2 separate regions of the Mus musculus genome follow, and region 1 is linked to region 2. A link is a loop called in an ENCODE intact Hi-C map of the cell type or tissue named here. Cell type or tissue: left cerebral cortex. All regions are shown on one strand.

Region 1 (4,000 bases), 210 kb after region 2:
TTACATACATGCGGGAAAAACACCTGCACATGTAAAATCAAATAAGAAAAGAAAAGAAGAGGAGGGGGAGGAGGGGAAGGAGGAGGAGGAAGAGAGGATTGAAGGAAGAAGGTAAGGTGGAAACTCATTGCAGTGGTCAAGTTTTTATTGACTCAGCCTAGCTACCCAGTCCCCAGAGTATCTGTATCCGTGGCACAGGATGAGGGAGCACGCTTCCTTACAAAATGCCCCTGCTTTGTGATCTTGAAAATGTCCCTTTCCTCCCTCCCTGCATTCCAGGGCTCCATTTCTGGAGGCTCCCACTGGGCAGAGCTGGCTCTTTGGCCCCAGCCTGGATCACCTGAGAGAGAAGGCAGCCCATTCTCAGTTTGGAATGACTTTACTTTAAGACTCTGGTGACTCGGCCCTGGGGATATGACCCAACAGGTAAAGTGTCTGGTTTGCAAACTTGAGGACCAGAGTTCAAAACAGCTCACAGCCACCCATAACTGCAGCTCCAGGCAATCCAATGGCCTCTTCTGATTTCCATGGCACGTACACACACACACAAATAAATAAATAATATTTAAATAATAATAAAGCTAGGGGGTTGTGGCACACGCCTTTAATACCATCACTCAGAGGCAGAGGCAGGCAGAGCTCTGAGGCTAAGACAAGCCTGGACTGCAGAGTGAGTTCCAGGACAGCCAGGACTACACAGAGAAACCCCCGACTCAAAAAACCAGAACCAACCAACCAAATAAAAGCAATAATAAAATTGCAATATGTAGTCAACTTCTGAGGAAGGACGGCAAGACTGAACTTTGGCCTCCAACATGCACATGTAAACAGGACATCTACACACAAATAAAATGAAAAATAAATAGAAAAGAGTCCCCAAGAGCTGTGCTACTATACATAAAGTGCGGTTCTCATGGGTCCTGACTGGAATCCGAGTGTTTATGGGGATTTTGCACATGCATGGGCTCCATCTCCAACACACAAAACAAAATCGAGTTTCTGGGACATCTCTCCCTTTGGGGTAAAATGAGGTCAATCGGAGTCAGACTCGGTCCACATAGGGTGAGTTTGGGCAAGTGGCCTCTGTTTTCACAGCCTCAGTTTCCCCTTCTGCAAAATGGTGTGAAGTGGACATGACTCAGATCAGTACCGTATTAGCTCCCTAAGGCTTTCATGGATGCTGAGGAGGATCCCTGTTATCTGTTGCTATGCTAGTGTGGGTGCAGCTAGTGATGCTAGGATGGTATGGGTGTCTTCAGCCAGAGGTCACCCAGGCAGATGTGCTCTGAGTGAGCCAAGTGTCACTCCTGGTGAGATGGGAGTGGCCACTGAGCAGGGGAACCTCCTCTACCTGGCACCCAGCTGCAACACCAAGGGGCAACAGCAGAGTTTTGATCAGAGTGTTAATGGGATGGGGACGGGGGCTGGGGCTGGCATCACTGATGCAGTATCTGGGAGCTGGGGTGGTGTTGTCTCCATCTGCCCTCCCAGAGTCACCTATCAGCATTGCATCTGAGGGAAGGTCAAGGCTCTGCTCAGGCATCCCTGGGGTGGGGGGAGGGGTACACAGCTTTGGTGCCCATGCCATGGTGAGACACATCTTGGGCAAGCTCCTGGGGTTCAGACTAACTCATACAGAGATGGCCTATCTCCTAGCAGCTAGGACTTCCTATTTCAGAGGCTACCAGGAGAACAGAGCCTCCTTCCACCACCACCACCACCACCACCACCACCACCACACCAGTCACAGAATCCCAGATGGGAGGAAGAGGCTGGGGTAGCTGGGGTAGCTCAGAATCACTGGGTGGTTCCAGCAGTCAGACATACAGGGAGGGAGGCTGGGGATTGTTGCTATACTGCAGCTGCCTGGACTTGGTCCTCCAAGGTATCCAACCAACCGTGAGCTCAGAGCCTCTTCCAGCTTCCTCTTGCCCTCCTCTTCTCCCGCCCTCCTCTCCTCTCCTCTCCCTCAATTCTGCAGCGTTCTTCAGCTTTCTCTTAGGGTTGAGTATGCACACCCCGCTGTGCATACCTGCAGGTGCCTTGGGTACACATGTGCTCGTGTTTTGTGTGTGCACCCCTGCATGCATGTGGATTGGTGTGCATGCACGCATGGTGCTTCTGCGTGCAAATGTGCGTGTGTTCTCTGTGTGCACATGCAGATGGACCAGTGTGCATGCATGCATGCATACAGTCATGCACGGTGCCTTGTGTGCACACATGCATGCCTTTTCTGTGCACACAAGCCTCGTGCCTGTACTCCCGTGTGCATCCGTGCAGGTGTGTGCATGCTAGCGCCCGTGTGAGTGAGTGAGTGCCCGCGGGCGCGCGTGCAGGCCGGGCAGGGATTTGAAGCGGCGTGAGCGCCGCTGATAAACAGCCCGGAGCGGCGCGCTGGCGGCTGCTATCGGAGCTGCTGGCAGGCGCGCAAGAAGCTGTCCCGGCCGCCAGCGCTATCAGCCCACGGAGGGAGGGCGGCAGGAGGGCGGGAGGGAGGGAAAGTGTTTGCTTCAGCCCTTAATCACGGAATTTGAAATCCCAGCGAGTCGGTGCCATTTATTTTCAGAGCCTGTCAAGGCTGGTTTCGGCGTTTAGAAGAAAGGAGGCTGTGCGCATTTACATCTCCGGCTCCCACCGCCCTCCTGGATCCGGTGGGGAGAGGCCAGCGGTCGGCTCCTGGGACTTCCCCCTCCACGGTCAGGGCTCTGGGTGGCAGATGGGCCTGCTGAGTGCAGGGTGCTGGCGGGGGCATCACATTTTATCCCATAAAGCAACCCTGATCTCCCCACCCAAAATTTGCCCCGGTTCCGGGGGACTCCGGAGACTTCTGCCAACCTCTTACCCCCCTCAAGCCTAAGGGGGGCTGAGGGCACCGCAGGACAAGCCCCTTCCTGTGCAGATATGGACACTGAGCCCTGAGACTGAGTTCTGGAGATCTGTTAGGCCAAGGTCACACAATGGCAGACCGAGACCAGGAGGGAGGCTGGGGATGAGGGTACACAGGGAATGGAGAGGGAGCTGTCAGGCTGAAAGCTCTCTTGCTCAGTGACTTTACCCACTGTCCCTTCTCTGACCTTGATGTGGAAAGTTAGGGACCTCCCAGGGGAGTGAGTTTGCCAAGGCTGGGCAACCAGCTCTGCCTGGTGGCTGGGGATATCAACCCTGCATCTAATCTAATCAGCCCCACTCTTTTCCCCCTACCTCTAGTCTCCGTGGCTTCTTGGGGCTTCTGTCTCCAAGGAGACTCTTTGATTGAAACACAGACCCCCAGGAAAAGATGGCAGTGTCTACTCCCCAAGGCCCCGATGGAATGAGGACTTCCTAGGACCGGCAGAGTTCAGGCATGCGCAGTGCCTGGCAGAGAAAAATACCTATGATACCCCTCTTTCCTTACTGATACAGCCCCTCAGTCTTGCTCTTCCTTCCCAGGACAGGAAGTGACTCTCAGGGGCTTCTCAGTCATAATTTAGGCGAGTCATGGCCAAGCCCCTGGAAAGGTCCCATGCCGGGAAAGATGGGGAACAGCAGAGAGGAGGAAGAGTGAGTGAGGTTGGAGTTTTCCTGTCCCTCTGAACACTTAAAAAGCCTTATGTAGCCGGGCGGTGGTGGCACACGCCCCTTTAATCCCAGCATTTGGGAGGCAGAGGTAGGCGGATTTCTGAGTTCAAGGCCAGCCTGATCTACAAAGTGAGTTCCATGACAGCCAGGACTACACAGAGAAACCCTGTCTCGAAAAAACAAAAAACAAAAAACAACAACAAAAAAAGTCTTATGTATAGGAGAATCAGCTATCACTATGGGTTCTATGTGACAGTTTATTACACCTTATTATTTATAGTTACATAATATTCCATTGGTGATGCATATCTGCATGTGGTATCTGATCCCTAGTAGATTGTGCCCAACTTGTCTTCTACCTTCCAAGCCTCAGAGCACCCAGTAGTCTCCTCCAGGAGGGGCCGTTAGAGCTGTCGAAGGCCTCTGCAGGCACAAGGGAAGG
Region 2 (4,000 bases):
GCATTTTGGAAATCTCTTGACTGTATCCAGCTGTACCTGAAACCAGCAGCACCCCTGGCCACTGCATGGTTTGGTGCCACAAGCTGTCACTTACCCAAAGTCTTAAAGGACAGAGGAATGGGAGAATCCTGGGTAGGGTGAATCACAGACACCACTCCATCTTCTCTGCCTTTGTCCTATACCCTGCAGAAGGAAGCATTGAACGTGTGCTTCCAGCCAGTCAGCTCAGACACGACTAGATGCTGTAGCCTAGTATACATTCAATTGTGAATTCTCAATCTGGCCATTTAAGCCACATCCAGATCAGCTGCCAGCTCCAGTCAATCATAAGGCTACAAATACCTCCCCACCAGGCTGGGAGCTCCAACAGGTAGAGAGGCTGGCTCCCAAATGCTGTGACCTTGGATGTATGTTCTCATTTCCAAAAGGCTGGATCCACCTCTAAGGGTAGCTGGGAAGTTGAAATTAGTAATCCACAGAGGTATTTGCTGTTCTGGCTATTTATTGCTTTGGTGGTATTGAGAGAGCTTTCCCGGGGCAACCAGCGCACACTTTGTAGATGTGCGTCCAGTGGACAGAGCCAGTAAGACGCAGCACTTGGTGTGCATCCTGTTTCTCTGCACAGTGGCCCTCTCGGGAGTTCGGAGCAACCCCAGCCCCAGTCTTCTCCAGAGGGCAGCTCAAAGCTTTGTGAGGCTCTATAGCTGTCATATCTAGCTCCAAGCACAGCTAGAGACTGGCTTAGCCCTTCCTCAGCATCAGAGGCAGCCTGCCTTGGGATGTATGTTTTATGCTGGCGGAGAGTCGATTAGCTGGGGATGACCAGGGGCTGAGCCTCTGTTTTCTGGATGGCACCTTCTGTCAACCATGCGGAGCCCCAGTCTCTTCATCCTTGGTCTTGCTGGAAGGGACCTGGCGGCTCCACGCCAGTGACCCCATGCCTAGGACTCTCATGGCTAGACAGTCCCACCTCTTCCCCCCAGTGTTTCTGGGGTGTTATGCCTGTGGAGCATCAGTCTCTCCCGGGGAGTTGTGGGCTGCCACGTTGTATGCTGCAAAGGAATCCAGGGGCTGTGAAGGGGATAAGGAGAGGAGGATGCTTGGAGATTCATGTGTCCCAGGCAGTGGGAGGACGGGTGTGGTCCTCAGTATGGTGCCCAGCCTTAGTATCTGGGCTGTTGTTTATTTCAGGGGGGATGTCTGTGTCCTCTGTAGAGCAGTTTCTCAACCCTTTGTATTATTGCGCAGGGTACCTAGGCCCTGAAGACAGAAGCGGGGCTGGGGGTCCTCTCTTGTGCAGCTCCCTGAGCTCATCCCCTCAACTCCCAATTTCACTAGATCCCAATGTACCCAATATGTCCTGAGCTCAGAAAACCTGCGCGGATAGGGAAGGAGAGAACCCTAGTCTGTAGTCTTGCTGATCTCAGAGCTTCTATTTCGCACCCAAACACCGACCCCCCCCCCCAACACACACACACACACACACACACACACACACACACACACACACACACACACACACACACACACACACACGTCTTCCCTACACGAGTCCCAAGGATAGACGCGAAGGTCCCAAGCCCCTCACTGGGAGTTTCGCTGTTACCAGCTCCACGCTCCCAACAAAGGCGTCCGACCATGTGCCCTTCTCCACGCAGACCTGGAGTGGGAGAGCTCCACGCTCAGGGTCTCTCTCAGACCAGGGCTGGGTGGGGATGCGATGTTAGGCCGCCCGTGCGCGGGTGCGCCGGTGCGTGTGTTGCCTCTCCCAGCAGCCCGCCCGCCCCCGGCTGCGCCTCGCCCACTCCCATCCGCACATTCTGCAGCGCCTTCCAATTGGCGCTAGGGGGAGCCGTGGCAACTGACTTGGATTGACTCAAAACTGCATCCAACAGCTATTTCCTTAGACTTGTAGGGGGATATGGGAAGGGGGTTAAGATGCACCCCCTCTTTAGCTCCAGTCTCTTCCCGTGGGAGGCCAAGAGCAAGTCTTTGGGTGTGTGGGTGAGGTGAAGGTGTCTTTTCTCCCGGTAACTCACACCTCCAGAGCATCCCTCTTACCCAACCTAGATCGCCGACCTCCGCGGCCTCCCCAACCCCCACGTTTTGGAGTGTCCCCAAGAACTTCGCCACGCGCGACAGCGAGATCCAGAGCCGAGAGGCCCCCTGAGAGTGAATAACATCCGCCTCTCGTCTGGACTTGGGACGCTGGGCGACAGCGCCTCCTTTCACCCAGCGAGGCTTATGGGGTGGGGCGGCGTGAATCGCCTGGCCGGTGGCTGAGAGCTTTGGCGCAGAGAAGGGAAGCAAGGGGGCTAGCCAGTGAGAGCGAGAGATCTTTAGGGAGGCAGCCAGAGACGAGAGACATTGCGAGAGATCTTTAGGGAGGCAGCCAGAGACGAGAGACATTGCGAGAGACGCTACCCTAAAACAGCAAAGGCTGCCGATTTATCTTACCCCACTGCCCTCCACGCCTCCCCAGTTCTTTTTTCCTATCCCCTTAGCAAGGTTGGAACCACCCGTGTGCCCTGGGGCCGGAGCCGCGGCTCCAGATGTGAATTTGGTTCCAGTGGGAAGAACCCGAGCTTCCTTCGGTGCCTTGGCACATTCTCCCACTCTGAGGTCATTCCGTAGGTGGTCAGAGGGGAGCGCGCGCCTGGAGCCTTCCTGCTCCATCCACAGAAGAGAGAGGCGGGCGGGAGGGAGCAGAAAAGGAGAGGGGAGGGGCACGAGGAGGGAGACGCCGCCAGCACACCACCAAGTGGCACTGAGCAGTGATAACAAACTCAACTTTAAAAAAAAAATAAGAAGAAAGAAAGAAAGGAAGAAAGAAAGAAAAGAAAAGAAAGGAAAGGAAAGGAAAGGAAAGGAAAGGAAGAAAGAAAGAAAAAGGAAAGGAAAAAACTTCCCCAAGTTGCTTGCTTGAGACGTGCTGATGTGCGCGGTCTGAGGATCAGGTCAGGGAGTGTGGGTGGCCCAGAAGTCTCCCTGCTACAGAAAGTAGGGGCCAACTAGGCCCTTGCAACCCTGGTGGTGCATGGAAATATGTTGGAGGCTGGCTCAGCTTCCTGCTGGGCAGCGGGTTCCCAAGGGGGCAAGACCCGCTGGTGAGGAGGGCTTATGGAGAAGACCTTGTAGCACCGGCCTCCATCCCCAGAACGCACACATACTGACTCCCAACCCTAGCTCCATCCCCAGCACACACACACACACACACACACACACACACACACACACACACAATTCCAACCCTGGCCCTGCGGATATGGGGGTATCCATGGGTTTCCACCATGGCCCTGGAAAGCTGGTGTTTGCTTGCGTGTGTGTGTGTGTGTGTGTGTGTGTTTAGATTTTCTCACCTCTAAGCCCATGTGAAAGCAAAGGAACCACCATACACTCTACAATTGACTTTTTATTAAGATTATAAATTTAAACAAATAACCTGAACAGTTTTACCCGGTGAGATACAATTCATTATGCACAAAAATACAGGAGGAAGAAGGGCCGGGAAGGCAAGGTTGGCAACTTGTTTTGGAGTCCTCGGGGTGTTGATGGCAGAGACCCAGAGGGGCACTAAGCGAACCTCACCTTCTCACAACAAAAGGCTTTTAAATTAAACAAAATCTATCGCGCTGAGGACGGAGACAGGGTTCTCACAGGCTGGAACAATGCTGGTTTCATGAGATGGGACCGAAGGCTAAAGCACAAGGTAACTTAGAAGCGCGCACAATCACTAGAGCTGACCAGGAGCTAAGCGAAAAGTCTCCAGCTCAGTCGGCGGTCCGGGCCCCTCCCTCCCCCGGGGATCCAGGTGAAGGAATCGACTTCCTTTTTTGTTTAGTGAGGACCGCAGTGCTGGGCATGATGGGAAATGTAGTTCGCCCTGCTCGCCCTCCACCCCTTTCCCAACTGTGCTGAGAGTGTCAGGGTGCCCCCCCCCCCCCCCGCCCGAGTCCGCGAGGCGGGTGGAGGAGGGGGAGGAGGACGGAGCCAGAGGGGC

Evidence for each region. Hi-C counts contacts between places; a loop is a spot of excess contacts. Peaks named below come from ENCODE experiments on the same cell type or tissue, not always from the same donor. Only the 100,000 strongest peaks of a DNase experiment are listed, where the experiment ranks them.
Region 1: it touches region 2 in a loop (2.6-fold over the local background); 1 of 42 quality-filtered maps calls a loop at or near these places.

The regions. Positions count from the first base shown.
Region 1 is chr2:30,674,705-30,678,704 of GRCm38, forward strand. Gm14486 (predicted gene 14486) reads right to left here and starts at 3,307. Exons shown (of 4, transcript NR_136917.1): 1 at 3,202-3,307. In left cerebral cortex, a CTCF peak has its summit at 2,354; DNase peaks (open chromatin) are centred at 1,913 and 2,502; H3K4me3 peaks cover 1,248 bases; H3K27ac peaks cover 3,035 bases.
Region 2 is chr2:30,468,138-30,472,137 of GRCm38, forward strand. No RefSeq gene overlaps it. Among named protein-coding and RNA genes, the nearest start is that of Ier5l, 4.1 kb to the right of the region's middle. In left cerebral cortex, CTCF peaks have their summits at 1,845 and 2,791; DNase peaks (open chromatin) are centred at 1,216, 1,860, 2,642 and 3,870; H3K4me3 peaks cover 1,837 bases; H3K27ac peaks cover 3,007 bases.